4 separate regions of the Homo sapiens genome follow, and all the other regions are linked to region 3. Evidence: chromatin contacts called from ENCODE Hi-C or POLR2A ChIA-PET data. All regions are on one chromosome and are shown on one strand. Each heading gives the region's core, a stretch centred on a gene start or an enhancer-like site at or near the end of the contact. The rest is flanking DNA. Distances are from core to core; before and after follow the strand shown.

Region 1 (7,678 bases), core at 2,117-4,616, 310 kb after region 3:
AAGAATGGGCTGACCACAGGAAAATGTAGGCTGTCCTGTAAAAACGGAGGGCAGAATGTGGCTTTTCTAGGCTTTCCACTTACCTCATACTCAGCCTATACCCCATCCTCCACTCTAGCACCCATCTCTACCCATCGGAGTCAGAATGAACACCCATAGGGGAGGTGGCCACTGTGTGCCCGGGGTGGTGACAGGCACTAGGAGTACAGCTGATCTTCATCTGCAAGGAACTCACAGTGTAATGGGAGACAAATATTTGCTAGGCTAGAAGCTCCATGACGGCGGGGATTGTGTTTATGCGGTTCACCATTATGCCTGGCGCCATTATGCCTGGCATAATGTACTTAAGAAATACTTGTCGGCTGGGTGCCTGTAATCCCAACACTTTGGGAGGCTGAGGCAGGCAGATTGCTTGAGTTCAGGAGTTTGAAACTAGCCTGGACAACATGGGCAACATCCCAACCTACGAAAAATACAAAAATTAGTTGGGCATGGTGGCATGCACCTGTAGTCCCACATACTTGGGAGGCTGAGGTGGGAGGATTACTTGAGCCCAGGAGGTTGAGGCTGCAGTGAGCTGAGAGTGCATCACTGAACTCCAGCCTGGGCGACAGGGTGAGACCCTGTCTCTAAAATGAAAAGAGAAGAAAGAAATACTTTGTGTGTGTGTGTGTGTGTGTGTGTGTGTGTAAAACAAATAGATATATATTTCATATACAGACAGACACACACACACACATGGACAGGATAGACCAGGAGGGGTGGGGAGGGGGAACACACCAATTGCTGTATCATCCTAGTGGCACGATGAAGGTATGAACCAAGTGCTACGAGAGAAACATAAGAGAGAACAATTCCTTCTAGTGGGAGGAGAGAGAGACAGCCTCACAGCAGAAGCAGAAATTGAGCTGGGTCTGATAGCATGAGTCAGAGTCTCCCAGGCAGAGAAGGGGAGTGAGAAGGCCGCCATGGACAGGCGGATGGGGCAGGGACACGGCAGCAAGCCCAGCAGTATGGCTGTGCAGGTGGACTCAGAGAACCCTGGGTATGGTGGAGGAGGCTGAGGGGCGGGCAGCACAGGACAGAGGAGTGCTGGGGCCATGAAAAATCTCAGGGCTACAGAGGAAAGTTAAGTCCTTCAAACCATGAAGGGTCCTGAATGTCACACGAAGGAATTTTGATTTTTACATATTAGGCAAAAGGAACTCATTGATGCTCCCTCATTAAGGGAGTAACAGATTCCTGGCTGGACAAGAAAAGATCAGTTGGGGGAGGCTGAAACCGTCCAGGGAAGAGATGTTAAGACCTGAACCAGGACAGTGATGAATGGAATGGAAAATAAGGAGTTAGTCAGGGGAAAGGAAGCAGGGCTTCGGTGAAAGCAAAATCAGTAATAAGGCTTGATAATCACTTAGAGATAGACGGATAGAGAGAAGCAGCAGAAATGATGACTTCTGGGTTTGTCTTAAATCCAGTAGGTTTGTGGGGATGTTAATCAGGAAAAGGAAAACCAGAGTGAGAACAGGGTTTGTTTGTGGGTACCCCAGGTGCACAAGAAGCCTAGATTATGGAGACTGGTTGAAAGCATTTCCACCCCTCCTCCAATCCCTAAGAGCAAATTCATGTGGAAGGAAGTGAATATTCAGCAGCAGGATTGTTTGGTAAAGAGTCCTCAAGGTCGGCAGGAACATGGCCATGTACTGATAAAGCTGTCTGTAAATAAAAGGCAGTGCTCTCTTAAAAAAACCCGCTTCCCAGCACAAGCACCTGGTTGTCCTGTTGCCACCCATACCCCAGGGCACTGTTACAGAGGGAGGGTGGCATTGCTAGCCTCACAGGCACAGTCTAGACTGGACAGAGCAACAGCTTGGCCTTTTGGGTGAGACATTTACACTTTGGTTTTTAAAGGAACAATATGCTCAGAGGCAACCCACATAGGCTGATCAGTGACAAGGAGGCTGCAGGTCACGGGGGGGATGCTAGGTGGCCTGGAGCTTTGTGGTTAACTGCCATTGTGGGAGGCTGCCATGGCCTTGGGCCGCCTGGAGCCCCCCTCGCTGTGGCGTCTCCTCAGTGGCTGCAGCTGACTGCTCTTTCTGGAGTGCCATATTCACTGTGGGTTGTGTCAGGGCACTCGAGGTTCTATTTTCTTGCCTCAGTGTGAGAATCAAGGTCTGTTGGCCTGCATGGCCCAAGGCAAAAGGTTGGTCTCTGTCCAGCCTGGATCACGTTGCTGGCTTGGAGGAGGTAGGTGATGACAGAACTGGCATGACTGGTTTCCACACGCTGTCCTGTGAGTTGATACAGCCTGGCCATACAGGTCTTACAGAAAATGGCCACTAGAAAATGCCCAGGAATGGAAACCAAGTCTGGTATTCCAGGAATCCCCAATAAGTGTGGTTAAAGCAGCAAAGCTTTCATGGCACAGATCAATGGAACATAGAACAGACTTCTCTGCTCTTAGTAGCAGCCTCCCCGGGTGTCAGGGGCATAAGGCAAAGGCATGCTGAGTACCTGTGCACCCACTTCAGCGAAGCAAGCTTTCTGTGTCTCTAACCCAAACCCAGTCCTGGCTCCAAATCAGCCCTTCTCCACGCAGAATCCCATGTCCCATATAAGTGACTGTTTTCAGTGGGCTGATTTGTGGAAGCTGCTTCCTCCCCTGGCCCCACCACATAAATACAATATGAGCACAGCCAGTTTAACCTACAAAAGGTTGCAATCGTAGCAGCGCAGGACGGGAGCAGGGGTGAGGATGATCGTGGTCCTGCCCAGTGAAGGAGGCCACCACTCTCAGTTCTTCCACAAGTGTTTTCTGACTTGGGAGGCACTATAAGGCCTGGGTGCCTGGCTCCTCTGGGACTGCGGGCACACAGTAGAGAGGCGCCTGGCTGAGGTTAGACACACTAGTCTGCAGCCCCAGGAGAGAGCACGGCCGGGGGGACAAAGCCCATGAGCCCAGCTTTATCGACACTGTGTCCTAGCCTGACAAGCCAGGCCTGTGTGGACCTGAGCCCAGAACACTATCACTCACATTTCCAAACAAGGTCACTGAGTTTCTGAATTTTCCCGAAGCCAGTATGCCTGCTGAAGTCTTGGAAAGGATCTTCTTGGGCAACAGAAACAAGTGCTAACAGAAATCCAAAACGGTCTCAAGCGTTGACCCGCAGTTGCTTAAGAGCTTGTGACTAATGTCCCAGGTAAGAGGTCTGACTGCTTATTACTCAGCTGCTGTCATGGGCAGCAGGAATCGCGCAGGGAGAGAAAGTGCTGGGCCATCAGTTTTGTCAGTCAACTATTACAATCAGCTCTGCATGGGGAAGTCTTGGGACGCAGCTCTCAGAAGACGCAAGTGGGCAAGACAGGGATGTGACTCATCCTGGTCACAGGATGCCCGAGGCCACAAAGGCAGGTTAGACACCTTAATCCTGATTTCAATCTAATTTTAGGCATTCTCAGAACTGTATGAGCTGTAAAGGAAACGCCATGGCTGTTCTCATACCAAGTGCTATTTAATAAGACAGATCGCTCAAACTGGGATCCCAAGAGGGTTCAATTAAGAGCATAATGTAATTCCAGGCTACCAGTGCTGCCCTCAGCCCAAGTATCTCATACCTGCTCTATGAAGTCTGTCCTGATGTCCCCAGACAGTCATAGCAATATCAACTCTGCTCCTAGGGTGCCCAGTTTATACTTCTATGATAGCATACCCCGCACTGTATTCCAGAAGGCTCTGTCTGTGCACCTGTCTTCCTTCTTAGCAGCTCCAGCATGGTCCTGGCAGGAGGTGCTGACCAAAGGGATAAACAGAAGCATTTCAGATGGACCCCAATGGGACTGCCCTGGCCAACTCAGAGCCTATCTTATTTTTAGGGGATGGAAGGACACTCCATAAACTTTGCTCCAAAGTACTTAAACTTATAAAAAGCCACATGTTTTACCCCTTAAAGATAGACTCAAGAGGGAAAAGAAGAAACCTGAAATCAAAATTTAAATTCTTCTCTTTGATGAAGCTGGAGAAAGAAAGTGGTTTTGAAGGGTCAATTATTAAACAACGAGGACCAAGCAGAACACTTATCCTCATGTTGGCTTGCATCCAAACGGAAGAGCAGAACATGGAGAGGGTGACTCAAACAAAGCCAAAGATTATAGAGCCATTTACAGTCATGGTCAGCTTCCACTCTAAAGGGAAATCATGCCTTTATTTTTTTTAAAGCAAAAGAAGTCACCCTAAGCCTCCTGACTTTAGTTTGAAATATGCAGAGGTCAGTTTTTGGCTTAGGAGTACCTCAGCTTCCTATGCCAACATGTAACTCAGCAGCTGAACTTAACAAGGCTACACAATGAAGATTACAAGTTCATACAGGGCAGAGGCTCAAATACTAAAATGCCAAAACCACAGTTACCGGCTTGCCATTCATTAGCTCATTGAGCACCGGTATTTAATAGCTACAGCTTTTGTCATGCAAGCATAGAAGGGTAGAAAGAGTTATTCTATCCTCTGTGCTTGTCTGAAAGCTACATTGTTCTTGCTGGGTAATCAGGGTTACTTAAAATGCCCACAGTAGTTTCAGAGAGAATTCCCAAGTGATTGAAGACAAAGGAGATTCAGAAATTGGATTTATTTTGTTTCCACCATAAGCTATCCTGAGAGTAATAAAACAGATTGACATGAGTCTTACTGCTTAGATCACTAGAGTCAGTTACTCTTCCAAAAGAAATAAAGGAAAGCGAGTTGAGAGCTGGCTCCTTGAACAAGAATGAATCTAGGAGGCTATTTATATGAACTATTTTTAACATATTTTTCAACTTTTATTATGGGAAATTTCAAAACAGACAAAAGTAGGGAGAATGACACAACTCCCATACTGATCACACAGCCTCGGCACCTGCCAATGCACGTCCAAACATGCTCCCTCGCTACATCGACTCCCTCCCTCCCTGATCCATCTTTTATCAGATTATTTTGAAACAAATCCAGGATATGAGCTATTTCATCTATACACATTTTAATATCTGAATCTCAAAGATAATAATTCTTTAATAGAGTACAACTTTGATACCCATTATCATAAAATACACAGTCAATTTATGATTGTCAGCATACTGCCATTTGTCTGTTGCTCATTTGGGGGTGGTGAGTCTGTGGGTCTGTCTAGAAAACCTGGAAAAAAGCTTTTGTGAATAACAAGAATAACAGTGTCTTCAGTGGTTAACATATACTGAATGTTCATCAAATGCTAAGTGCTTTATCTATATTCTTATTTTATCCTCAAAATAACTCTATGAAGTAGGCTCTACCCCAAGATTATATAGCTAGACAGGGGTAAAATCAGGATTCAGATTTACTTCTGCTCACCTCCAAGGCCTGGGCTTGTGACTTACTACACCAGGCCCAATCCCTTCTATGTAGCAGTGTCACCGGCCAATCCCCCGGATAGATTGTTTCCCAAAAGGACTTTAATTGAAACAAGAACCACCTGAGGGAATCAATAAATATTCTAAGATGGCACTATGATAGAGGGATGTTTTATGCATATTACTATGAAATGCATAATCGAAATACTGCAAAGCAAGGTTTTTTTCTTAGCTTGTGCATAGAGTTCAATGGATTTTACAGAGTCCTTGAGGATACAGGCATAGGGGAGTGCACAGCAAATCTCTCAAGTGGTCAAATGTGCAGATCATTTGCTGCCTTCCACTGAGGAGGAGGAACTAGCATGTAGGTAAGTGTGAAAAGGGGGCATCTGCCAAGTGAGTGAATGTGGGTTATGGTCTTAATTTTAGAATAAAACTACTTAGGACTGGCTTGTGTTTTGAGTGCCTGGGTTTATACTTAAAGTTTTTTCAAAGCAAGATGGATTGTATTAAATGGGCAAAAGACTTTTGAAAAGTCACTGAATTAGCAAAAGCATAACATTTGGTTTCATCGTGAGTTAGACAGTAGTGCCATTCATGCATCACCTGACACGAGATATCCATCCCTTCACCCACCCAACCATTCTTTAGTATTGTCCATGAGCCTGGCCATATGCCAGGATGTTGGGATACAATAGTAAGCAAAGGGGGCACCATCTCTACCCACAAGGGGGTTAATGTCTGGTGGGAGAAGCAGACAGATCACCACACAACTAAATTTACAATTATCAACTGTGATGAGTGCAATGAGGAGAAAACATGGGAATAGATCAAGGGATGGCCTGACCTAGCACTGGGGGAAGATTTCCCAGGAAAGTGACATTTGAACTGAGCTGTGAAGATTATTAACCAAGTGAAGAGACAGAAAGAAGGGAAAGTGAGGGTAAGGAGAATTTCAGAAGGAAGGAACAGAGGTGAGGGGGTTCAGTCAAGAAATGAAGACTAGTGTGGTTGGAGTCCTGGGTGGCGAGAGAAGAGAGCATGGAGACAGGAGAGAGCAGGGACCAGATGAGGCAGGGGCCAGTGAGGATTTCAGTCTTTAGCCCAATAAACCATGGAAAACTCTGACTCAGGAGAGGGATGGCATTAGATTTTCGATTTTACAGGACTCCATATCAGAGGAGTTGAGAATGAACATGAGGAGATCATTTGGGAAGCTACTAGAGTATCCAGGAGATAAATGATGGTGGCCTGGTATAGGGAGGGTGGTAAGGTAAAGAGAACTAGATGTGTCAAGAACTACTGGGGGAAAGCAATGGGATTTAGCAATGGAAGGATGTAAAGGATAAAGGGAAGGAGGCATCAGCAGGTTCTGGATCACAGAATTTATTTTGGACAGATTGAGCTACTTTTTTTAGACATACAGGTGGAGATATTTAAGCAGCTGAATACACATGGCTAGATGTCAAAGGGAAGGCTGGTTCGGAGCTATAAATTTGAGAGTCATTACCTGGGTGTGGATGAGTTCACCTCAGGAGAAGGAATGAAATAAGGAGAGAGCCTGGGACTGAGCCTTGGGAAGAGGATCTCCTGAGGCCAAGATCTCTGCTCTTTTTTACACTGAGACTACAAAAACTAGTGACAAATTATACTTAGAGTAGGGTAGCAGAGCTGTGTGCCTAGAGAGTGGGGCCCAAATCTTTTGCCTCCATATGGGCCACCTATAGTCCAGGTAAGCTTTAAAAAGATTAAGGCCGGGCACAGTGGCTTACGCCTGAATCCCAGCCCTTTGGGAGGCCGAAGCGGGAAGATCACTTGAGCCTGGGAGGTCAAGGCTGCAGTGAGCCATGATCACACCATTGCACTCCAGCCTGGGCAACAGAGTGAAACTCTATCTTAAAAAAAAAAAATTAATAAAATAAAATAAAAAGATTAGAAAAACATCAATCTTGTACATTCAGAATCACCCAATGGATTATTTTCAGGTTAAATTCTCAATCTCTGCTATGTGATATGATACTCTTGTGAGTGTAAAATTAAGAATCTTATTTTACAAAGATATTGGTTGCTGCATCATATATAATTTGAAAAAAAGCTAAATTATGTATCAACCGTGGAATGGCTAAATAAATAATGGTATTTCTATGACAGAATCTTATGAAAGCTGCCAAATTTTTATGAAGGACTAAAAATGTAAGGAAATGTTTATAATAGAATTTTTAAATGTTATCTGAAAATGTTTTTTTGATTATAAAAGTAATATTTTCATTATATAAAATTGATCATTCCTGAAAAAGGTATAGAGAAAATGATGATGGGT
Region 2 (7,236 bases), core at 2,034-4,533, 400 kb after region 3:
GACCTCGCGTCTATCTATGAGCTATAAGCATTTCTCATTATTTTCCTTTAATTCTGGTATCCTCGCAAACTAAATGAGGGAATCGCCCACAGCACAGACTATGAGAGCTCTGTCCAAAACCCATTGGTACAGGATCACCTCTGTTAACCTGGAATAGGTAGAAATTAACCTGGAATAGGTGCAAAATTCCTTTTCTAACCTCACGCTTTTAAAACAGTGGCTTCTAATCTGAGGACTCTGAAAACTACATCATTATGTCTTCCAAATAATTATACTAGAATTTTTCTAGTGTATGCAGAGACTTGTGATTAATAAAATATAGCTTATTTCCTCAATAATGCTTTAATCATTGAAACAAAGGAAATTTAAGAAACCATGAAATAATAATTTGCTAAAAAATTTTAAACCCTGGAAGAGACAGAAGATTTCAAAGATAATCTCAGATACCTGTTACAAAGGAAATTATAGAACAATAAGAAAACACAGAAAAATATTATACTCCTAGGATAAGATAAGGATAATAAAACTTGGCCGGGTACAGTAGCTCATGTCTGTAATACCAACACTTTGGGAGGCTGAGGCAGGAGGACTGCTTGAGTCCAGGAGTTCAAGACCACCTGGACAATATACTGAGGCCCCATCTCTTAAAAAAATTTTTTTAAAGGGATAATAAACTCTAAAGGCATCCAAAGTTCACAGATTTGCAATTTAAGAAATTTAAAGTTCTATTTGGCAAAAAAAAAAAAAAAAATACAAAGCAGAAAATTGAAAGAAAGAAACTGAGGGAGAAGAGGACTTGTAACACATGACAAAGGGTTACTATTTATAATACACAGAAATCAATTTTTAAAAGTATGAACAATCCAGTAAAAATGGGGCAGAGGATGTGAAGAGGCAATTCCTAAAACTGTAAGTGCAAACAGCCAATAACCATGCCAAGATGTCCAATGCTACCCAAGACGGACGCATAAGAACCAGAAGCTAAATCACATTTTTACCTCTTAAGCTGGCAAATACTTAAAAGGATTGCTAAAGTGTCCTTTTTAACAAGGGTGAGGTGAAACAGGCATCCCCATCCTGTCAGTAGGAGTATAAACCGGGCTCCAGTCCTGACCCTACCACACCGGCTCTCTTTTTCTTGCTAAGCCTCAGGGTTCCCATCTAGAAATCAGGTGGCCCCTTCTTCCTAGGGTTTTCCCAAGGACTGAATCAGGTAACACATTCAAAGAGCTTAGCACAAAGCTAGGCACATCGCAGCATTCAAAAAAATGTAGTTATTTAGGGCAAGTGCAGTGGCTCACATCTTTAATTCTAGAAATTTGGGAGGCTGAGGTGGGAGATCACTTGAGCCTAGGAATTGGAGACCAGTCTGGCAACATAATGAAACTCCTTCTCTACCAAAAAAAATTTTAAAAAAAGCCAAGTGTGCACCTGTGGTCTCAGCTACTAGGGAGGATCACTTGAGCCCAGGAGGTTGAGGCTATAATGAGCCATGATTGCACCTCTGCACTTCAGCTGGGCAACAGAGCAAGACTTTCTCTCCAAAAAAAAAAGAAAAAAAATGTAGTTATTTCAATAATAATTTTTTATTTTTTATTTTTATTTTTGGATAGAGTTTAACTCTGTCACCAGGCTGGAGTGCAGTGGCGTGTTCTCAGCTCATTGCAACCTCCACCTCCCAGGTTCAAGCTATTCTCCTGCCTCAGCCTCCCAAGCAGCTGGGACTACAGGTGCACACCACCAAGCCCAGCTAATTTTCGTATTTTTAGTAGAGACAGGGTTTCACCATGTTGGCCAGGATGGTCTTGATCTCTTGACCTTGTGATCCACCCGCCTCAGCCTCCCAAAGTGCTGGGATTACAGGCGTGAGCCACCATGCCTGGCTTTCAATAATAATTTTTGTGGAGACCAATGTGACAATACCTGTCAAAGAAATTAGAGTCTACACAATAGATCTCAAAGAGTGAAATGCAGAAAGAGTCCAAATGAATTTGGCCAAGACACCAACATCTTCAGAGATTCCAGCACAGTTAAAATTATACCTGCCTCAGTTTTTGTTTGGAGGTAGGTGTAATCTTTGGCAAACAGCCTAGTTACTTTCCTTCTTAAGTTTCCCATATGTCTCAAGAAGATAAAAATGCCCCTGTTGTCCACCCTGTGGGAACAGTGTCATAACCAATAATCCTGACAGGTTCTAAGGACTGCGGAAGAACAAAAGTTACTACACTACACTGCCCTCTTCCACTCATGATACTTCTAGAAGTCATTTAGAAACCACGAAGTGAACAGATTTTAACATTCCTTTGCTTGCAGATGACAAAATTAGGCTAATGGTATCACTCTCTATCCAGCCTCTGTTATCACCAGCCTGAGACCCAGCTCAATACCGGCCAAAGCAAAACTTGTCTTGAATTATTAATAGTAAACACTTATCATGTATAGATGCAAATTAAGTTCTCCCTGGGGATCTAATTACCAAGAATTAACTTTTTAATCCCTTAATACTACAAAGATTGGTTAAAAGACCAGCCCACTTGCATGTTTAATATTTCATCAACTGAATCCTATTTTTTTTCTTAACAGCTATTGCCACTGCAATTTTCCAGTTGATTCCTTATAACCAGAGGAGGATTTAGGAAAAAACTGCATGCCAATCATTTCTTGCCACCTTCACTCCTGCCTTTTCACCTTCCTAAACGGCCCTTCCCTCTTTCCTTCCAACCATTAAGAGTTAAATTAGCCTTAACCTACCTGCCTCAGAGCCTGAGCAAACTCCCCCAAATCCTAAAGCCGGGTGACATGCTAACCCACTGTTGCCACAGCAGCCTGGGAGTGCACCGGTGACATGCTAACCCACTGTTCCCACAGCAGGCCGGGAGTGCACCTCAATGTCTTCTCTCACGACCTGGGGCCGTGTCTCTTTCACTTCTGCCCCAGGCACTTCCCATGCACTTTCATACAGGGACATGGACAAACTTCACTCTGCCCTTTTACATTATTTTGCACGTGTGCTTCGTTTAGAAAACAAACATACACACTCATGCACCTACACACACACCTGGGACTTTGCAAGACATTTGGTCACATAAAGAAAATGGGCCCCCATGGCTTCCAATGACTTTCACTGTCACCATGTTCTAGACTGCTGCCATGAGCAAAAGGAAACAGCTCTCCCACACGCTCTTCACTTGCCTACAGACTCCAACCCCACTTCACCATCGGAATGCAGAGGGAACTTCCTCATTGTTTGCACCGCCTCCTGTTTACTTAGGACTGAGTTAAAAGGACTAAAAAAAAACCCTATTGAATACTATGGTGCTTAAATCAACCAGGGCTTTGAGAAATCTCTCAGATCATGTTTTAGTTAGACACGTCAGGCAACCCTAACATGCTCTGCAGCCAAAACTTGCATCACAACTTCTGTTTGGCTCCTTAGGTGCCCAATGGCTCTAAATAAATAGGAAGCTGGCTCTGTGTCCCAGCACGGAAATTCACATTCCAATCTCCAGAGGGGTGCTGGCCTGGAGCCCTGGTCTGCCTCACCAGAAGTGGGTTTTGAAAAGCCACCCCATCCACAGGGTGCAGAGTAATTATGTCAAATATAATGAAGATTAACTATTCTAAAATCCCATCTCTTCTGAACTAAAATTATATTTCATAAAACTGGACTGTCACCCCATGCTTGTTTTGAGAACTTTAGAAAGCACATGTGACTAGGAGTCACCAAACAACCCCAGGGTAAGTTTTCATTTGCAAAAAGTTGCACTGGACTGAAACTTGTGTTGGTCATGTGAGGCTTCTGTGGATGAGGAGTATGTCTCTGAGAACTCCTATTCTCGGTTGCTGTGATTCTGTAAACTGTTGTAACTTTAACTCAAAAACAGTAAATACATCATCCTCTTTGGTCTTTTGTTCTATCTGCTCGAATTTATGGTTTTATATCCCAGCAGCAGAAATATATATTTGAAAGTACTTCTAAAATATTCCAACCTGGGGCAAAAGCGTGGATCACAGCTCCTCATTTTTAAAATGATTGTAAGCAAATTAAATCAGAGAAAATTTCTGGCATGGCACTTTTTAGTTTCCAGAATTACTGGCGTAAAATGCACAGCGAATATAACTTTGATTCAGTGTAACATACGATTGAACTCAAGTTTAATTTGCCTAATATCAAAAGCACTGTGGTTTACTGTGGCTTATCTTTAAGGGGGCTACACTGAGAAAACAGAACAGCCTTCTATATGACGACAGACAAGAGAGTTTGGTGGTTGAGGCTGTGGAATCTGGAGCCTGGGGTGTGCAGACGGCTTCTTCCCTTATAAGCTCGGTGGCCCTGGGCAAGTTGTTTAACATCCAATGCTTCAGTTTCCTCATCTATAGAACATAAAGGATATGTTCCTCATAGGGCCATTTGAGGACTTGATAAGTTAATAAGCACAGCATAATTAGAGAAGTACCCGACAGGTAGTAACTTACCTAGTGTAACTGTGAAAACCCTTACTTCACACTACCCTAGAGTTCTAGGAATAGAAAGGATTTTTTTTTTTAAGAGACAGGGTCTTGCTGTGTTGCTAGGCTGGTCTCAAACTCACGGGCTCAAGTGATCCTCCTGCCTCGGCCTCCCAAACTGCTGGGATTACAGGTGTGAGCCATTGCACCTGGTCGATAGAAAGGATTTTTTAATTCAACTGTCTATTGTCTAGAAGAAGAATGAATACCTAGGAAATTGGGGCCTAGAGAAGTTAATGTACCCCGAGACACATTTAGCTAGCTTGTGCTAGAACTGACACTAAAATCTTCCACACACCCTGCACTGTGCCCTTTATTAACACCAGGTCTCCTGGTATCCCTAGAAAGTAATAAATTTTCTAGTGAGGAAACAGAAACTAACAGGAAGGTTAAGTGAGGTCAAGCAGCCAATGACAGAAGTGAGGACACCAGACTCCGTTGACTATTGTTGAACTACTGGATATACTATCAAATGTCTTTTTTCTTCTTCCTGAGATAATTTGTTTTATCATTTGTACACGTGGGAGAAAACAACTGTGAGAAAAACAAACAGAAAAACCTTAGAGTTAACCAAAAGCTACTAGTCAAGAAAGAACCAGAAAATATTATTGGTTTATATCTGCAAAATATATCCCGGGAAGGTAATGAGGTAAGGTAGCAACAGAATTTTGCTTAACATCATCAAAAACACTGAATAAGAACTACTTGCATAAAGAATGATGCATAAAAATGTAAACACAGATGATGATGATCTCTGAGACAGTAACGACACAAACAGAGATTAGGACGCGTGATAAACAAATGCCTAACTTAACTAAACGGCTATTTACAACTGGAAATACAACGGTATTTTACAATCCTGGTTTTATATACTTGAAAATGTAAACATTTAAATGGGTATTTACAACAAGCACACCCCACCAGTGGGTGACAGTGACACGGGCACTGAGCGAATAAATCACAGGAGTTGCAGATATAGTCCTGTAACTAATTAAGGAAGACTTCCATGTTAGTAGTCTTTGGAAAAGAGGAAGGAGAACTTGGTGAATTAGAGCAGGGAGAAGGTACCAGGAATTTTGTGCCAGCACCTGTGACAAAGACTGCAACAAAAGGTTTTGGTATTTAAAAATGGCAGCAAGGCCGGGTGTGGCGGCTCATGCCTGTAATCCCAGCACTTTGGAAGGCTGAGGCGGGCAGATGACCTGAGGTCAGGAGTTCAAGACCGTCTGGCCAACATGGTGAAACCCCATCTCTATTAAAAATACAAAAATTAGCCAGGCCTGGTGGCGGGCACCTGTAATCCCAGCTACTCAGGAGGCTGAGGCAGGAGGATTGCTTGAACCTGGGAGGCAGAGGTTGCTGTGAGCTGAGATCACGCCATTATACTCCAACCTGGGCGACAGAGTGAGACTCCACCTCAAAAAAATAAGTTGAAAATAAATGGCAGCAAAAGCCCCCTCAATGGCACTAGCAGTACAGAATCCTCTGTGTTTTTTGAAAACAGCTTAACTATGTACTCATAGTTATTTCCAAACTCAGATAAAGTGGTTGGACTCACTGTATTAGACCCGGATCTCACTGTGGAGACCCAAATCAACAGCTGCTACACATGTTTCTCAGGGCTTTGGTTCCCTCTGAGGAATCTCAGCCCACACAAACACCAACCATCCTGCAAACTAAATGGGATGGCAAAAGAAGGAGAGGAAAATAATTTGTTACTAGACTGACTCTCTTGAGTAGGACCTACGGCTCATAGCATCCACGCAAGCTGAGCCCATGCTCACTCATCACTCCAGCCTCCTCTGCCAGCAGAACAGTGATTAGAACAGAACGTTGCATGTGAGCATCTGCAACAGGGCCAAAGTTCCATCCAGAACCATGAGAAAAGCCTCTTGCCACATCAGGATGGGAGGAGAGTCCTGACCTCCCATTTTCCACTCATCATCATCTTTCCTTTTTCATGTCTGTGATCTGTGCAAACTCCAAAGTACAAACTCTCCCCTTCTCAGTCCTTGAAGAAAGAGGCCTTGGCTCCAATAACAGCTCTGGTTCTTCTCTCTATAATCGTCTTTCTTAGTCTCCTTCACTGGCTTTTCTCCTCCACCCAATTTTTAAATATGTGTATGCTCCAAGGTTCCCTGCATACCATGCTTCTAGTCTTTCTGGATGTTCATTCATCAACTGCCTGTACACTGAGGATTCCCAAATATACAGCTATAGCTCTGGTTTCATTCATTCATTCATTCATTCATTCATTCATTCATTTATATTGAGATAAGGTTTGTTGATATTGAGATGAGGTCTCATTACATTGCCCAGGCTGACCTCAAACAGCTTCTGGACTCAAGCCATCCTCCCACCTGAGCCTCCAGAGTAGCTGGGACTACAGGTGCATACCACTGTGCCTGGCCAGCTCCGGCTTCTAGCTAATAAACTTATTTCTAAGTAGCTTGTCAGCATCTCTTCAAGGTATCCCCAAGCTACCTAAAACTTGGCATTTGTTGGGCTGAACCCTCTTCTCGGCCTCCTCCACCCTCTCTTTCTCCTAGCTAATTGTACCACTATCCTTGGAGTCACTCAAACAACCTTAGAGACGTCTTCAGATCTCCTCTCTTGCTTTGCTTATCCTTGTTCTACTCTGTCTCCACCTGTTCTTGTTTGGATTCCCCCAGGAGCAGAGTTCAAGATAGGGACTTAAGTTGCAAGTAGTTTATTCGGGAAGGAACC
Region 3 (7,315 bases), core at 3,817-6,316:
GAACCTCAAAAGACCCAGAATAGCCAAAATGATCCTAAGCAAAAAGAGCAAAACTGGAAGAATCACATTATCTGACTTCAAATTATGCTACAGAGCTGCACTAACCAAAACACCATGATACTGGCATAAGAGCAGATGCATACACCAGTGGAACAGAATAGAGAACCCAGAAACAATCCACACACTTATTGTGAACTCATTTTGGACAAAGGTGCCAAGAGCATACACTGAGGAAAAGATAGTCTCTTCAATAAATGGTGGTGGGAAAACTGGAAATCCATATGCAGAAGAATGAAACTAGATCCCTATCTCTTGCCTTTTACAAAAATCTAATCAAAATAGATTAAAGACTTAAATCTAAAACCTCAAACTATGAAACTACTACAAGAAAACATCAGGGAAACATTTCAGGACATTGGCCTGGGCAAAAATTTATTCAGTAATACCCCACAGGCACTGGCAACCAAAGCAAAAATGGATAAATGGGATTGCATCAAGTTAAAAAGCTTCTGTACAGCAAAGGAAACAATCAACAAAGTTAAGAAATAACTCTATGGAAAGGTGTTCAACATCATTGATCATCAGAGAAATGCAAATCAAAACTACAGTGAGATATCACCTCATTCCAGTTAAAATGGCTTTCATTCAAAAGGCAGGGAATCATAAATGCTGGCAAGGATGTGGAGCAAAGGGAACACTGTTGGCTGGGATTGTAAATTAGTACAATAACTACGAAGAACAGTTGGGAGGTTCCAAAAAAAACTAAAAATGGAGCTACCATATGATCTAGCAATCCCACTGCTGGGTATATACCTTAAAAAAAAAGATATCAGTACATGAAAGAGAAATCTACACTCCCATGTTTGTAGCAGCACTGTTCATAATATCCACAATTTGGAAGCAACCTAAGTGTCCATCACAGATGCGTGGATAAAGAAAATGTGATACTTTTTTAAATTTTTCTTTAATTATTATTATTATACTTTAAGTTTTAGGGTACATGTGCACAATGTGCAGGTTTGTTACATATGTATACATGTGCCATGTTGGTGTGCTGCACCCATTAACTCGTCATTTAGCATTAGGTATATCTCCTAATGCTATCCCTCCCCGCTCCCCCCACCCCCTAACAGTCCCCGGTGTGTGATGTTCCCCTTCCTGTGTCCATGTGTTCTCATTGTTCAATTCCCACCTATGAGTGAGAACAGGCGGTGTTTGGTTTTTTGTCCTTGCGATAGTTTGCTGAGAATGATGGTTTCCAGCTTCATCCATGTCCCTACAAAGGACATGAACTCATCATTTTTTATGGCTGCATAGTATTCCATGGTGTATATGTGCCACAGAAAATGTGGTACTTATACACAATAGAGTACTATTCAGCCATAAAAAAGAATGAGATCCTGTCATCTGCAAAAACATGGATGGAACTGGAGGTCATTATGCTATGTGAAATAAACCAGGCACAGAAAGACAAACATTGCATGCTCTCATTTATTTGTGGGACCTAAAATTCAAAGCAATCGAACTCATGGACATAGATAGTAGAAGGGTGGCTGGCTATCAGAGGCTAGAAGAGTGGCAGGAGGATAAGGTGGGGATGGTTAATGGGTACAAAAAAGTAGAAAGTATTCATAAGTCCTAGTATTTGCTAGCACAACAGGGTAACTACAGTTAATAATAATTGTACATTTTTAAATAACTAAAAGAGTATAGTTAGATTGTTTATAACACAAAGGATTAATGTTTGATGGTAGAGATCCCTCATTTTACATGATGTGATTATTACACATTGCATGGCTGTACTGAAACCTCTCATGTACCCCACAAATATATAAACCTACTAGGTACCCACACAAATTAAAATTTAATTTTTAAAGCCTGCGACAGATTAAAAAAATAAAAACAGAAGACACCTGCACTCATATGTTTATTGCAGCACTATTTACAATAGCATAGTCATGGAACCAACCTAAATGTCCACCAACAGTTGAATGGGTAAAGAAAATATGGCATAGATACCCCATGGAATACTATGAAGCCATAAAAAAGAATGAAATCATGTCCTTTGCAGCAACATGGATGGAACTGGAGGCCATTATCTTAAGGAACTAACACAAAAGCAAAAAAAATCAAACATTGCATGTTCTCACTTATAAGTGGGAGCTAACCAAATGGCACACATGAACATAAAGATGGAGAAAAACAAAGCTATCATATGAAGTCTGGGGACTCCACAGAGGGAAGGACTGAAAATTACTTGCTGAGTACAATGTCCAATATTTGGTTGATGGGTACACTAGAAGCCCAACCCCCACCATTACACATGTAATACCCATGTAACAGGCACATATACCCCCTGAATCTAAAATAAAATAATTAAAATTAAAGAATTTCAAATTAAACAGACTTAGCTATTATTTTTTAAAAACCTTTTAAATGAAAACTGCTAATCTAGGAATTCCTCCATTGCTTCTAATTACATGCTAATGAATATGAAAGCAGTGACACAGGATAAAATCATTTCTTTTTCCTGTAACCAGATTCAGTTAGCTGGAGAGCTGCCAAGCATTTTCTGTGACATGAAACAAAACCCTGGAACATAGCTATAAATGTATCCCCATACAATGTCTGCTAAGAATGAATGCTCTGTGATTTTTCTTTTTTGAACTTGAATAATATGGCTCTCTACAAAAGCATTTCAATGGTGCTGGAAGGTCAAACTATTTCCAGATAACCCTAAGAGACCTTGGGTTACCTCCTATTCTGGCTATCTTTTGGCCCAGGGAAATCTTAGGGGATTTCTACCCCACTTCAGTAGGTCCTCAAGCAAGCCAAATTGGTTACTAGTCCCCAAAACTGGTTCCAAATGACAAAGAACCACAGGTTTAACTTAATCCCATTGCCTTCCCCTCACTTGGGTGACTGTTCCGTTGATTATTTCTTCCTTTTCACACCTCCATCTCTCCCCTTCCATTGGCTTTTCCCTCTGAGCCTATAAATATACTCAAGTCTTCTCTTCTAAAATAAGATATTTTATTGGAATACTAAGCTGCCTTCTCATCTCCTTATTTTCTCCCACAAATTTATTGATGGAATAGCCTATATTTATGAGCTCTACCTCTTCATCTCCCTTAATACCTAATTACCAGGATGCAGCTATCTCAGCTCCCTTTATGCTGCTTAGCTAACACTAACATGGAAGCCACCAGCCACCTTGTCACTGCTGTTTTAAAGATTTGCTCACTCCCTACACTTTTGCTTTATGACATTAAAATTGTCTTCCTAATAAAAATAAATGAATAATAAAGAAAAAGGAAATAGGAAAGAAAGAAAAGAAAAGAGAAATAAAATTGTCTTTCTTTGCCTGCTACGGCCACCCTCTTCCTGGGTTTTGCTCCCAACTCTGGCTATTCTTTCCTGGTCTCATTGGTGATACTTTCATTAACCTCCTACTCATCAACATGTATATCCCCACAGTTTTCACCTTAACGTTTCTCCTTACTCTACTCACTCTCCCTGGGTGATCTCAACCATTCTTGGGGTTTCCCTAAACTCTCTTCACTGATGTCTCCCAAAACTAAAACCACCAACTTCTCTCCCAAGCTCTAGACTCGTATTTCCAATAGCGCACCTTGCCTCCCTATCCAGAAGTCCCACAGGCTCTTAAATGTGCCCCCAAATGATTCATTATCTTGGCCTCCAAATCTGCTTCTTCTCTTATCTTCTGTCTCAATGTGATTTTCATCCCACCAGTTGTCTAAACTTGAAAAATTCTATAATCTTTTATTTTCTCCCTTATTCCCTACATGTAATCTATGACATACAAGCCCTGGATTCTGTCTCCAAAATGTCTTATATCCACACATTCCCCATGAATTGTCTGAGTTCAGCCCCTGAATACCTCTTGCTTGACCTAATCCAATAATCACTAACTCATCTCTCCTTCTCCTCTCCCTTTCCCTTCTTCCTCTTCTGCTCCCCTCCCCTCCTCTTTCCCTCCTCCCTCCCCCTTTCCCCTCCACAATGTTCCCAGATTAATGACATTCTTCATCACAAGAAAAAGACATAGAAATACAGTTAGCCCTGAGGAACTGGCACATTTCCCTAAGTAAGCGCATGGGAATATAATGCAACAGAAAATGGACTGTGATTTGCTGGCCTAAAAAATAAATTACGATTTTGTTGGCTTTTCAAATGAGGTCAAATGTGATTGGGCTCCAACCCAGTTCACATTTACTCATTTCCTCAGATAATTCCAAAACGTGCATCACTCTCAGCCACAGAGCATTCCCACACTTGTACTGGTGCAGTTCTCACTGCCTGAATGTACTGCACCTCACTCTTTTCCCACCAAGCAGATGCTTTCTCACGGCACAGCTAAAATATCATCTCATATAGGTTACCTCCTGACTTATATATAACTCCTCCTGCAATTATCATCACTTCTGTGTTAGTCCATTTTGTGCTGCTATAACAAAATACTACAGACTGGGTAGTTTACGAAGAATGGAAATTTATTTCTCACAGTTCTGGAGGCTGAAAAGTCTCCAAGATCAAGGTACCAGCATCTGGTGAGGGCCTTCTTGATGTGTCCTCACATGGCAGAAGAACAGCAGAGCATGAATCCACTCCCAAGAGTTGTTTTTATAGTGGCATTAATCCATTCATGAGAGCAGAGCCCTATCACCTAAACACCTCCCTTTGGCCACACATCTCAATAATGTTACCTTGGGGATTACGTTTCCAACACATGAATTTTGGAGGGCACATTTAGACTACAGCAACTTCCTTTAGCACTCCCACAGAACTCCAGCTGTATTCCTCTCCTAGCACTTAGTACTTGATTACCATTCTGTAATTGTGGCTGCGAGGTCATCTTCATTTTGCAAGAACCCAGCACAGTGCTTAGACCATGGCGGGGGGGTGGGGGGCCGGTGGGGAAACACCCTCAATAAACACCCTTTCACTTGCTAGGGATGGCCCAAGTAAAGAGAAGATTTAGCTGCAGAAGCCTTAGGCCTGTTGCCTACATCAAACACAATGGGGCATGATGATTCATCGAGATATTAATTTGTACTTTCTTCCTGCTGCTATTGCTACTATCAGTATTTTTCCCTTCTCCCTTCCAATAACATAGACAACTTTATGTTTGGAGTTTTTGAGTCCTTAGCAAGAGTCACACTCCATTTTTAATAATTTTGTGAATTTCAGGGTAATAAATTGAAGTTTCAAGGTACTTACAAAAGTTCCCATCCAGACAGGGCTTTGTGAAAGAAAGCCTATGCCAAAAGGGAAAGGACAGGAATATTCTCCAGAACAGGAAAGGAATGAATTTAAGAGATTGTGTTCTGTCAGAAACACAGACCTCGTTCCCACCTGTGCCTGGGTAGGTGGGAGCTGGGGGAGCTCTTCCAGAAAGCCAACAGTAGATGGACATGGTGCATTCTCTCTCAGGGTGGTCGTCAGTGGGTGAACAGCTGGGAGGGTCCTCTGACAGCCTAGTTGCTGGGGATCATGTCTTCAGCAGCAGCATGTCGGAATGTGCAGTGGTCATGACGGAGCCAACTGTGGGGAGTGGACTGGGCCCCATCCCAAATTTATGGCACTGTACCAGCCTGGGATTCTTATATTATCCTATGGAGTGGGAAAGGGTATCAGTAATGATTGAGATTTAATTTTCCCACCAGTCAGGTAGTTAATTCAATATAGAAAAATAAAGGAATGTGACCTAAAAGAGAACTGTGCTCTAAAATTAATGTCTACTACATAATGCTCACTCCAATCCCCAGGAAAAGTACAGTATCTCTCAGAGCAGCCCTGAAACAGCTTTGAGACATAACATTGACCTATTCTTGCTTTGAACACACATTATCTAATATGTCAAGATGTCATTACAGGGGCAACGAAATTTCTTGCATATATATTTCTGTTTAAAGCTATTAGAAAGTCTTCTTTTGGTGTATGCTATGAAGTATCTCTTCAAATCCTATTAGTTCAAAAAGCTAAAGGCAGAAGCAATCCAGGGTGACCAATTTCAGCTTTGCTGGATACTGAGAAAGACATAGGAAGGAAGCCGACATCTGAGGAAGTACAGTTCCCAAACATGGCCACAAGGTGGCAGGGTGACTCTGCACGCCAGAAGCATAGCATCCAAGGCGTGGCTGTTCTGGAATGCACAGAGAAAGAGAACCCAGGAGACAGGCAATACAGAATAATTGGAAAGCCTGTATCTAGAGGACTTTTCCACTGAGCGGTGGATTCTCATATTATTAATGTACCCATCTTCTAGAGGCAAACCCTCCAAGAGCCTTTGTGAGGCCTTAGCAGCTTTCAGATGCCGATTCCCCAGCTCCAAGATCAGCCTCAGCTGCACGGCAGCTCACGCCTGTAATCACAGCTACTCGGGAGGCTGAGGTGGGAGGATCACTTGAAGCCAGGAGTTCGAGACCAGCCTGGCCAACATAGCAAAACCCTGTCTCTACTGAATATACAAAAAATTAGCTGGGCAAGGTGGCCCACACCTGTAGTCCCAGCTACTTAGGGAGGCTGAGGTGGGAGGATCACTTGAGCCCAGGAGACAGAGGTTGCAGTGAACCAAGATCGCACCACTGCACTCCAGCCTGGTCAACAGAGCAAGACCCTGTCTCAAAAAAAAAAAAAAAAAAAAATCAGCCTCTGCCACTCAGTGGAGAATCATGGAAATCTGTTAGGATCAACACCTATGAGGAGGCCTGGCCCTGCTCACCAGCACAGACTTACCACTGAATAGAGGTATCATTTGAAACCCCCTCAATCTCAAAGTCCTGTCTTCAAACAGGAAGAAAGATAAGCTCAATGTCAAACTCATCAAATGCAGGTTCAACTGCCTCAGTCAAGGGGAATTGGCCTTATATTCAAATCACTTCCCTTGCTCCTCCTATCAGTAGGGGTTAGCGTACTGTCTGCAGGGGAGGTAGGAGAGATTGGAAAATCTGCAGAGCAATCAGAAAATTTGCATGAAATCATGACAGAAAATAAAAACCTAACTGGGTATTAATTTAAGGCCACACAAAAAAATTCATAGAAGTTTAGAAATTCAATGAAAGAAATTAAGACAGACATAAATAAATGGATGTAAAGGTTACCTATGACTGAATGGCTAACAAGCTTGTTTCCCCGGCCCTCTCATCAATTCTGTAAGCTGCCATGTAACTCTATAGTTGAGACTCTTTTCTCTTAAGGTAGTTGAGTAGGTTGTAATGTCTGCAATAAAAATCCTGGTTATTACAACAGAAGACAAGGAAACAAATAGAATTAGTAAATCACTCTAGAGAAA
Region 4 (7,580 bases), core at 2,732-5,231, 340 kb after region 3:
TTGCCAACACTTGTCCTCAGGTTTTTGGATAACCATCCTAACACGTATGAGGTGATATTTCATTGTGGTTTTCATTTGCATTTCCCAGATGGTTAGTGATGTTGAGCAACTTTTCATAAACCTACTGGCCATGTGCATATCTTCTTTGGAGAAATGTCTATTCAGGTCCTTTGTCCATTTTAATCAGGTTATTATTATTAGTTTTTGCTATTGGGTTGTATAAGTTGCTTATATGCTTTGGATACTAACCCCTTATCAGATCTGCAACTATTTTCTCCCTTTCCATAGGTTGCCTTTCCATTTTGTCAAGTGTTTCCTGTCCTATGCAGCAGCTTTTTAGTTTGATGTACTCCCTCTCACTTATTTTTGCTTTTGTCAGCTATGCTTTTGGTGTCCAAGGGAAGACGATTTTAGCAGGGCAATTTAGGGCTTAGACATGTGCATTCACCTTCAAAGAAAACAGTCTGTGGTCATTCCATTTGAAGACTCCATTGCCTGAGAAGAGGCTTCATGGATGGCCTCTGCCTGTAGGAGCTTTCTTACTGTTCCACACTATTTCATTACATGCCTGTTCAAGAAGAGCCAGTGACCATAGGGAAGATCAGGCAGCCAGGTCCCTGCTTCTTAGCATTTTTTTCTTTTCTTGGTAGCCTGAGAATAAAGAGCCCCAGGGCAGTTAGTTCAGGGCTGCTTCCATCCTTCATGGAATTCTGAAGAGCAACTTTCTGGAAGAGTGGTAGGGGGAGGGGTTGGGTAAAGAAGAGAAGACGAGCTTTCCAGAGAAACTCATGCGAGAGTCCAGGGGGGTTCACATTTGGTTCAGGAGGGCCAGCATTGCACACTAGAAATAGCCCCCATCCCTGGACTGGCCAGGACATCACTTACCCACCCCCCTGACTTCAATCAGAGCTGGGACTCACAACCCCACTGATGTGAGGCCTGCTTGGTGCACCGAAGTTCCTCCTGCTGACTCACACTGAAGTACCGCCGCAATATGGAGAAATTCCATGACAAAAGAGAGTATTCCTGACATTTTTCCAAGCACTCAGATTTTCCAGTAGATTGCACTGAGCACAGTATTTCTGTCATCCAAACTGCGTAGGAATAGCTCAATGTTTCCAAAGTGAAGTGGAAAAACTCACTGTGGTAGTAAAATTCTAATGCTGCTCTCTTTTTCTCCGAGACCCACAAGGGGACCTATTGAAATGTAAGACTGAACCAGGCCTGGTAGGCATTGATGTGGAACTAAAGTATACCTTGGGGACTCTGGAAAAAGTGAATATGTGACCAGAGCCAAATGCAACCTGGGGACACTTCCTGTGGGTCTGGCCCGGGGCTCCTCACCTTTCTTAACGGAGCTTTAGGTGAATGGATATGCAAGTCCCCTCTGGTTAGAACCATGAGACAGGAGTGTCCCCATTGGCCTCTACTCTGAAGGTATTTGAGTTTGAAACCCCAGATAAAATACTGCTATAGACTGAATGTTTATGTATCCCCAAAATTGGTATGTTGAAACTTAACCTTCAATGTGACTGTATTTGGAAGTGGGTCCTTTGGGAGGTGGCTAGGTCATGAAGGTAAAGCCCTTGTGAATGGGATTAGCGCCCTTAGAAAAGAAATCCGGCTGGGCGTGGTGGCTCATGCTCCTAATCCCAGCACTTTGGCAGGCCAAGGCGGGTGGATCACCTGAGGTCGGGAGTTCGAGATTAGCCTGACCAACATGCAGAAACCCCATCTCTACTAAAAATACAAAATTGGCCAGGCGTGGTGGCACATGCCTGTAATCCCAGCTACTCAGGAGGCTGAGGCAGGAGAATTGCTTGAAGCCGGTAGGTGGAGGTTGCAGTGGGCGATAGAGCAAGACTCCACCTCAAAAAAAAAAAAAAAAAAAAAAAAAAAAAGAAAAGAAAAGAAAAGAAAAGACAAATCCTAGAGAGCTCTCTCACGGCTTCCACCATGTGAAGTCTCAGTGAGAAGGCAGCTATCCGTGAACCAAGAAACAGGCCCTCACCCGACACCAAATCTGCTGGTACCTTGACCTTGCACTTTCCAGCCTTTAGAGCACTGAGAAATAATTTTCTGTTGTTTACAAGCCACCCAATCGATAGTGTTCTGTCATAGTAGTCCAATGGAGTAAGAAATACTTCAGACATTCAGCAATGAAAGAAGTGGGGAGAGAGGTATCTGTCTCTTCACTTCCTTCAGCTCTATGAAATAAAACCACAAATAAAAGCTCACTTATTTCCTTCCATGTAACTTTCACAATTGGTAATTACTTTTACTTGTTTGTGTGCTTACACTAGAATGCCTGCTTCCTGTGGGCAGGGAGCAGGCCTATTGTGGTCACTATTATATCTCCAGGCAAAAAATAGGTCTCAATTAACATTTGTTGAATGAGTAAATGAATGGATGGATGGATTAATAAATGAATACAAACCTATAAAGTTACAGACAAATTTATACCTCATGTAAATATATTAACATCTCATATAAAGGACATAAAACAAGAGGCGTAAGGGAAAGGCAATTTCCCCCAGTGTGTCTCTGAAACTAAGGTAGTGACTGATGTTAAAAAATAAATCTGTTCTTAATGCTTTAGTTACTAAATTTCCTATTTCTGAACGAGAGGAGAATACTCCATCAAAGGAAAATGCTGGAGAAATTCCCCTCCTACAGAGGGACCCCTCTCAATTTGTAAAAACACCCTTTTTTGTTTGGTTCTACCATCTTAAAGAAAAAAAAGTAGAAATGCAGACACCTCTTTGTATGATGACCATGCAGTGTACCGCCCAAAATGGGCCTCAGACGGCTGGGTGCGGTGGCTCATGCCTGTAATCCCAGCACTTTGGGAGGCCGAGGTGAGTAGATGACTTAAATTCAGGAGTTCAAGACCTGCCTGGCCAATATAGTGAGACCCCATCTCTACTAAAAATAACAAAAATTAGCCGGGGGTGGTGGTGAGCACCTGTAATCCCAGCTACTCAGGAGGCTGAAGCAGGAAAATGGCTTGAACCCAGGAGGTGGAGGTTGCAGTGAGCCGAGATCGCACCACTGCACTCCAGTCTGGGCAACAGAGCGAGACTCTCTCAAGAAAAAAAAACCCAATAAACAAAATGGGCCTCTGAGAGTAAAATGGGTCATGAAGGGGGATTATGGGAGCAAACTGGGACTTTTCTGGGCAAATGATGACATGGGGTCTGACCTACCTCTGCAACAGGTAAGTTAATCTAAGCTCATTCAAAGTTAAAACAATTTTTTAAATAATTCTTCCATTTAAAATGTGTTGTTAATTGAACCCTTCTTATCTTGAACTCTGATGAGTTTTTATCTTGAGAATTAATTCTTGCAAAGTAAAGTATCTTGAGCTTCTCTGGTAAGTTTTTGATTCTAGAGTTATATCTTAAAACACAAAGTATAACACAGGTCACTTTCCCTGGATGATATATCAAGTGAGATACTGTGAAAATACTCTGCATGGTAAGCCCTCGACTCTACCTCTTTCTTTTTATGAAAACAGAATACATGGCACAAAGCACAGCTGCCCCTGAGACATGCTTCAGAGGTAAAGCGCTTTGTAACAGATTCACTTCCTTTCCCAGTGCCACAGAACAAAGATTACACTCAGCCTTCCTGGACATAAAAACTTCAGTTTTTCCCATTCCTCCTGCCAAAGCTGAAATGCCGAGAAATGCTGGGAACCTGGCCTGTGATTATACACACTTCATATTTTACATTCTGAAACCCCAAGGAATAAGCTGTTGAGAACAGAGTCCTATTTCTTAAATGGCAGTTGAACAGATACAACGCTCAAGCTCTGTTGAGCGTGGCTTAGTATTTGCATAGGCAGAAACAGACAAAGACTGCACAGATTCTGCCAGTCTGTGGGCACCTTCCCGGCATATGTGGCAGACCTCAGTTAACTTTTCTCACTTATTTCTGTTTGGTTGTTTTTTAACCTTCTGAATTACTCAACCAGATTCTTACAGGAAAAAAAAAAAAAAAACCACTAACACACATACAAATCAGTCACAGGGAAACTCAGTTACGGCCTCTGACGGGTTTGAACCTGTCTATTTGCAAATGAGAAAACAAAATTTCAGTGTTCTTTAGGCCAAAATAGTATCTACCCTGCTCCTTGGTGCAGCAATAAAATGGACAGCCCCACAGTAATCAGATTTTGGGTTTGCTTTTGTCAAAATTTTCCTCCTCAGTTTTGTAAGTTGATTTCACCGCCACAGTATATTTTTCTCAATTCCACCTTCTGTGTAGGAGTCAAAAAAAAAAAAAAAAAAAAAGCCTGCTTCCCTTCCTCTCTTACATTCATTCCTTTCCTTCAAGAACCAACCCAAGAGCCACACATCCCCCAGGAAGGGCTCGAAAGGGTGAATTCCATGACTCAGTGTCACCTGCCTTCCTCTGCTGCTCGGCCCCATTTCTTTGTCAAAGGAGTGTTAAAATCCTCACTCGGTGAACTTGGGAAAGGCAAGCTTCTAGCTGCTTGGATTAAAGACTGAATACCCCCTCTTGCTTCATTTGCAAGATTTGGGGCTGCTCCCATCTGTTCTTAGAGGGCAGGAGCTCATTTTTAATTTTTTCTCTCTTGACATTATTTGGGACAGCGCCCATAGAGAAAGGTGTTTGAGAACTCCCTGGTGAATAAGCAGTCCACTCTGTACAACAGAAGGCACTCTATAACCACGGTAGAAGTATGTGCTGCTACTCTTTAATCCAGTTATAAATAATGACTGGTGCAACTGCTCTACCTGGAGCAGTAGTGCTGGAAAGAAATCTTTCTTTGTAGCTTGTAACTGCAATAAACGTTTATAAGCCTGTTGCCTGATCTGAAAAAACCAGCACTTTCTCCAACAAGAGATAGCAGAATTATTTCCAGGACTTGAACTGTCACCCATAGACCCTTCTGATAAAAGAAAAGATTGAATGGGCATGGTGGCTCATGTCTGTAATCCCAGCACTTTGGAAGGCTGGGGTGTGCGGATCACGAGGTCAGGAGTTTGCGACCAGCCTGGCCAACATAGTGACACCCGTCTCTACTAAAAATACAAAAATTAGCCGGGTGTGGTGGCATGTGCTATAGTCCCAGCTACTCAAGAGGCTGAGGTAGGAGAATCACTTGAACCTGGGAGGTGGAGGTTGCAGTGAGTGAAGACCATGCCATTGCACTCCTGCCTGAGTGAGAGTGAGACTCCATCTCGGAAAAAAAAAAAAAAAAAGAAAAGAAAAGAAAAGAAAAGAAAAGATTGCCTACCTACTACCTTTCTTTAAGGATTTAGATTTCATCTCTCTAAAGACTTAGGAAAAAATCTCTGTTCTTCAGGTAGATAATATACCACCATTTGTTTTTCAACAGGAGACATTCAAATGCAGAGCTTGCATATGCATAGACCATTTCTGGAAGGACATATAAGGACATGTCTTGAGGAAGAGGAATTGAGAGACTGGGGACAAGGGTATGAAGAGGATTTAGCATTCACTGTAATCATTTTAGAACAGCTAAAAGTGTCCTTTTTATGTATATGCATTAATTTACATTTTAAAATTAAATTAAAGTGACACTGCTCTTTAGTCAATAAATGATACTGTGTTTCCACCCATCTTCTCATCACTTACTCCCCACCATGAATTCCTGCAGACAAATGTTGGCTCAGTTGCTAGAAATAAAACAGAAATGAAGACAAGAAAAAAGAAATATTGCCATGCCCTGTGCCAGAAATTGAGGGATAACAAATGAAATGAACAAAAAAGAGCTCAAGATGCAAGCCCTTATGTAGCCATGACAAATGAGGAAACGTACGAGACTCTTGGTGTAGCTTTCGCTACTGCTTTTTTTTTTAATGGGATTAAAATGAGCACACATCTCTCTTTTTTTCATTTATTTGTCTATCAGGGACAAACCATCCAGGTCAATATATGTAGATCTAATGTATTCTTTCTTTTAATTGTTGCATAATATTCCACAGTACGGGTATAACCATAATTTATTCAACAATTTCCTTATGGAATCTGTCTTTCAAGTAAATTCATTGTTTAATTTCCTTCCCTGGATCACTTTTCTTCTTAACAACTGATAATGTATATGGAGGATTTGCTGATGTCAGACACTGGAATAAGCAAGCCACATGAATTAATTTTCACTGTAACTCCATGGAATGGATAGTACTGTTATCCTCATGTAGATTAAGAAACGGAGGCTTAGAGAATTAAAGAGTTGGTACAATATCACAGAATTACAGTACATTGTGGGGGTAAGTTTTAAATCTAAGTTTGACTTCAAAGCCTCGTTCTTAACTGTAAGCCAATACTGTCTCATTTTCATGCTGTTCCATGCAATCAACCTGAGTCTGTGGCCAGTCTTAAACATTATCCTGGTATTTCCAACTTTGAGATGGACCATTTGAAGGAGTTCCATAGGTACCTCTATTTTGACATACCCAAAGGTGATTTTCTTGTCTCCCCCATCCCACCCCCGTGCTCAGCCCATGTTTCATCTTTGGTAATTCACCCTTGAGCAAGTCACAGATTGATTTGAGAGGAAAATATCCACCTTTGCAGAGTGGGCTGTGCACAGAGATCCTCAGTTCTGGGATTTATGACTACCTTCTCTATTTTCATGTGCACATACAGGCTGAAGCTATACTCTCAAATGGATGCAGGAATTAAATTCCTGAGATCCTTACAACAGGAAAATTTAAATATCCTTTTTTGAGATCACCACACCAATTAACTTTCCACCGTGCTTGCTACTCTATAGTCAGCATCAACAATATCCAGTTAAAGACCAAGGATGGGCATGGTGGTTCAAGCTGTAATTCCAGCACTTTAGGAGGCCACAGTGGGAGGGTTGCTTGAGCCCAGGAGTTTGAGACCAGCCTGGGCAACATAGCGAGACCCCATCTCTAAAAATATTACAAAAATTAGCTGGGTGTGCTGGTACACACTTGTAGTCCCAGATACTTGGGAGGCTGAGGTGGGAGGATGGTTTGAGCCCAGGAGCTCTAGGCTGCAGTGAGCTGCACCGCTGCACTCCAGCCTGGGCAACAGAGGGAGACCGTGTCTCAAAAAAAAAGACCAAGTCTTACCCAAAAGAAGTAACATGAGCTATAATAACATAACTCAGTTCAGTTAGCCAACTGCTAGTTCAGATAGTTCTGATTTCGTAAGAGAAGAACGTGACAAGTCAACCGGATATTGATCCAAGTATCTAGAATGCCTAATAACATGGATGGTTTATGGATTACTGAGAAATCAGTAATCCTGAAGAAACAGCCAGAACGAGCGACTATCAGGCTAATAGTATTTCCTTTGTTAACAGGTAAACTAGATTGGGAGACCCAGACTGCCTTCACATATCTCCACAGCTTTCTTGTAAGAGAGCTGTATTTTTTTTTTTAAGTCTACCCCTTATAGGTGGTCCAGAACCAGTGAACTGAAGCTACTGGGAAACAATGTTTGAGTCAACAGAAAGGCGAAATTTCCAAAAGCCGTACATCCCTGAAAGTGGAGGAAGTATAAGTTCCTCTTTGCTTATAGGTGTTTAAGTACGGAAAAAAATGACTGCTCGG

The links. Hi-C counts contacts between places; a loop is a spot of excess contacts on that map. ChIA-PET counts read pairs that join two places held with the same protein, here RNA polymerase II (POLR2A). Pooled maps may share reads with other maps.
Region 1: a loop to region 3 is called in a pooled map, with 4 times the contacts of the local background. The contact joins two enhancer-like sites. A Hi-C loop is called at or near these places in 3 of 168 maps with a recorded cell type or tissue (HepG2 and naive thymus-derived CD4-positive, alpha-beta T cell), 1 of 37 single-sample maps with no recorded cell type and 6 of 50 pooled maps. POLR2A ChIA-PET finds 5 or more read pairs at or near these places in 3 of 52 experiments (H1, activated CD4-positive, alpha-beta T cell and activated T-cell).
Region 2: a pooled map shows a loop between it and region 3 (2.2-fold over the local background). The contact joins two enhancer-like sites. A Hi-C loop is called at or near these places in 1 of 168 maps with a recorded cell type or tissue (pancreas) and 1 of 50 pooled maps. POLR2A ChIA-PET finds 5 or more read pairs at or near these places in 4 of 52 experiments (AG04450, OCI-LY7, activated CD4-positive, alpha-beta T cell and 1 more).
Region 4: a pooled map shows a loop between it and region 3 (6-fold over the local background). The contact joins two enhancer-like sites. A Hi-C loop is called at or near these places in 1 of 37 single-sample maps with no recorded cell type and 7 of 50 pooled maps. POLR2A ChIA-PET finds 5 or more read pairs at or near these places in 4 of 52 experiments (T-cell, activated B cell, activated CD4-positive, alpha-beta T cell and 1 more).

What each region holds. Positions count from the first base shown.
Region 1 is chr14:61,521,164-61,528,841 of GRCh38, reverse strand. The region is part of intron 10 of PRKCH (protein kinase C eta); the gene reads right to left. Among named protein-coding and RNA genes, the nearest start is that of PRKCH-AS2, 20 kb to the left of the region's middle. RefSeq lists an enhancer at 3,325-3,474. Within about 2 kb of position 3,366, at least 33 of the 41 ENCODE cell types and tissues checked have a DNase peak (open chromatin) inside an H3K27ac peak, as active enhancers do.
Region 2 is chr14:61,435,243-61,442,478 of GRCh38, reverse strand. All of the region lies in intron 2 of PRKCH (protein kinase C eta), which reads right to left. Among named protein-coding and RNA genes, the nearest start is that of PRKCH-AS2, 110 kb to the left of the region's middle. RefSeq lists an enhancer at 2,837-3,206. Within about 2 kb of position 3,283, at least 21 of the 41 ENCODE cell types and tissues checked have a DNase peak (open chromatin) inside an H3K27ac peak, as active enhancers do.
Region 3 is chr14:61,836,587-61,843,901 of GRCh38, reverse strand. All of the region lies in intron 1 of SYT16 (synaptotagmin 16), which reads right to left. Among named protein-coding and RNA genes, the nearest start is that of SYT16, 28 kb to the right of the region's middle. Within about 2 kb of position 5,066, at least 2 of the 41 ENCODE cell types and tissues checked have a DNase peak (open chromatin) inside an H3K27ac peak, as active enhancers do.
Region 4 is chr14:61,499,717-61,507,296 of GRCh38, reverse strand. The region is part of intron 10 of PRKCH (protein kinase C eta); the gene reads right to left. Among named protein-coding and RNA genes, the nearest start is that of PRKCH-AS2, 42 kb to the left of the region's middle. RefSeq lists an enhancer at 537-1,109. Within about 2 kb of position 3,981, at least 9 of the 41 ENCODE cell types and tissues checked have a DNase peak (open chromatin) inside an H3K27ac peak, as active enhancers do.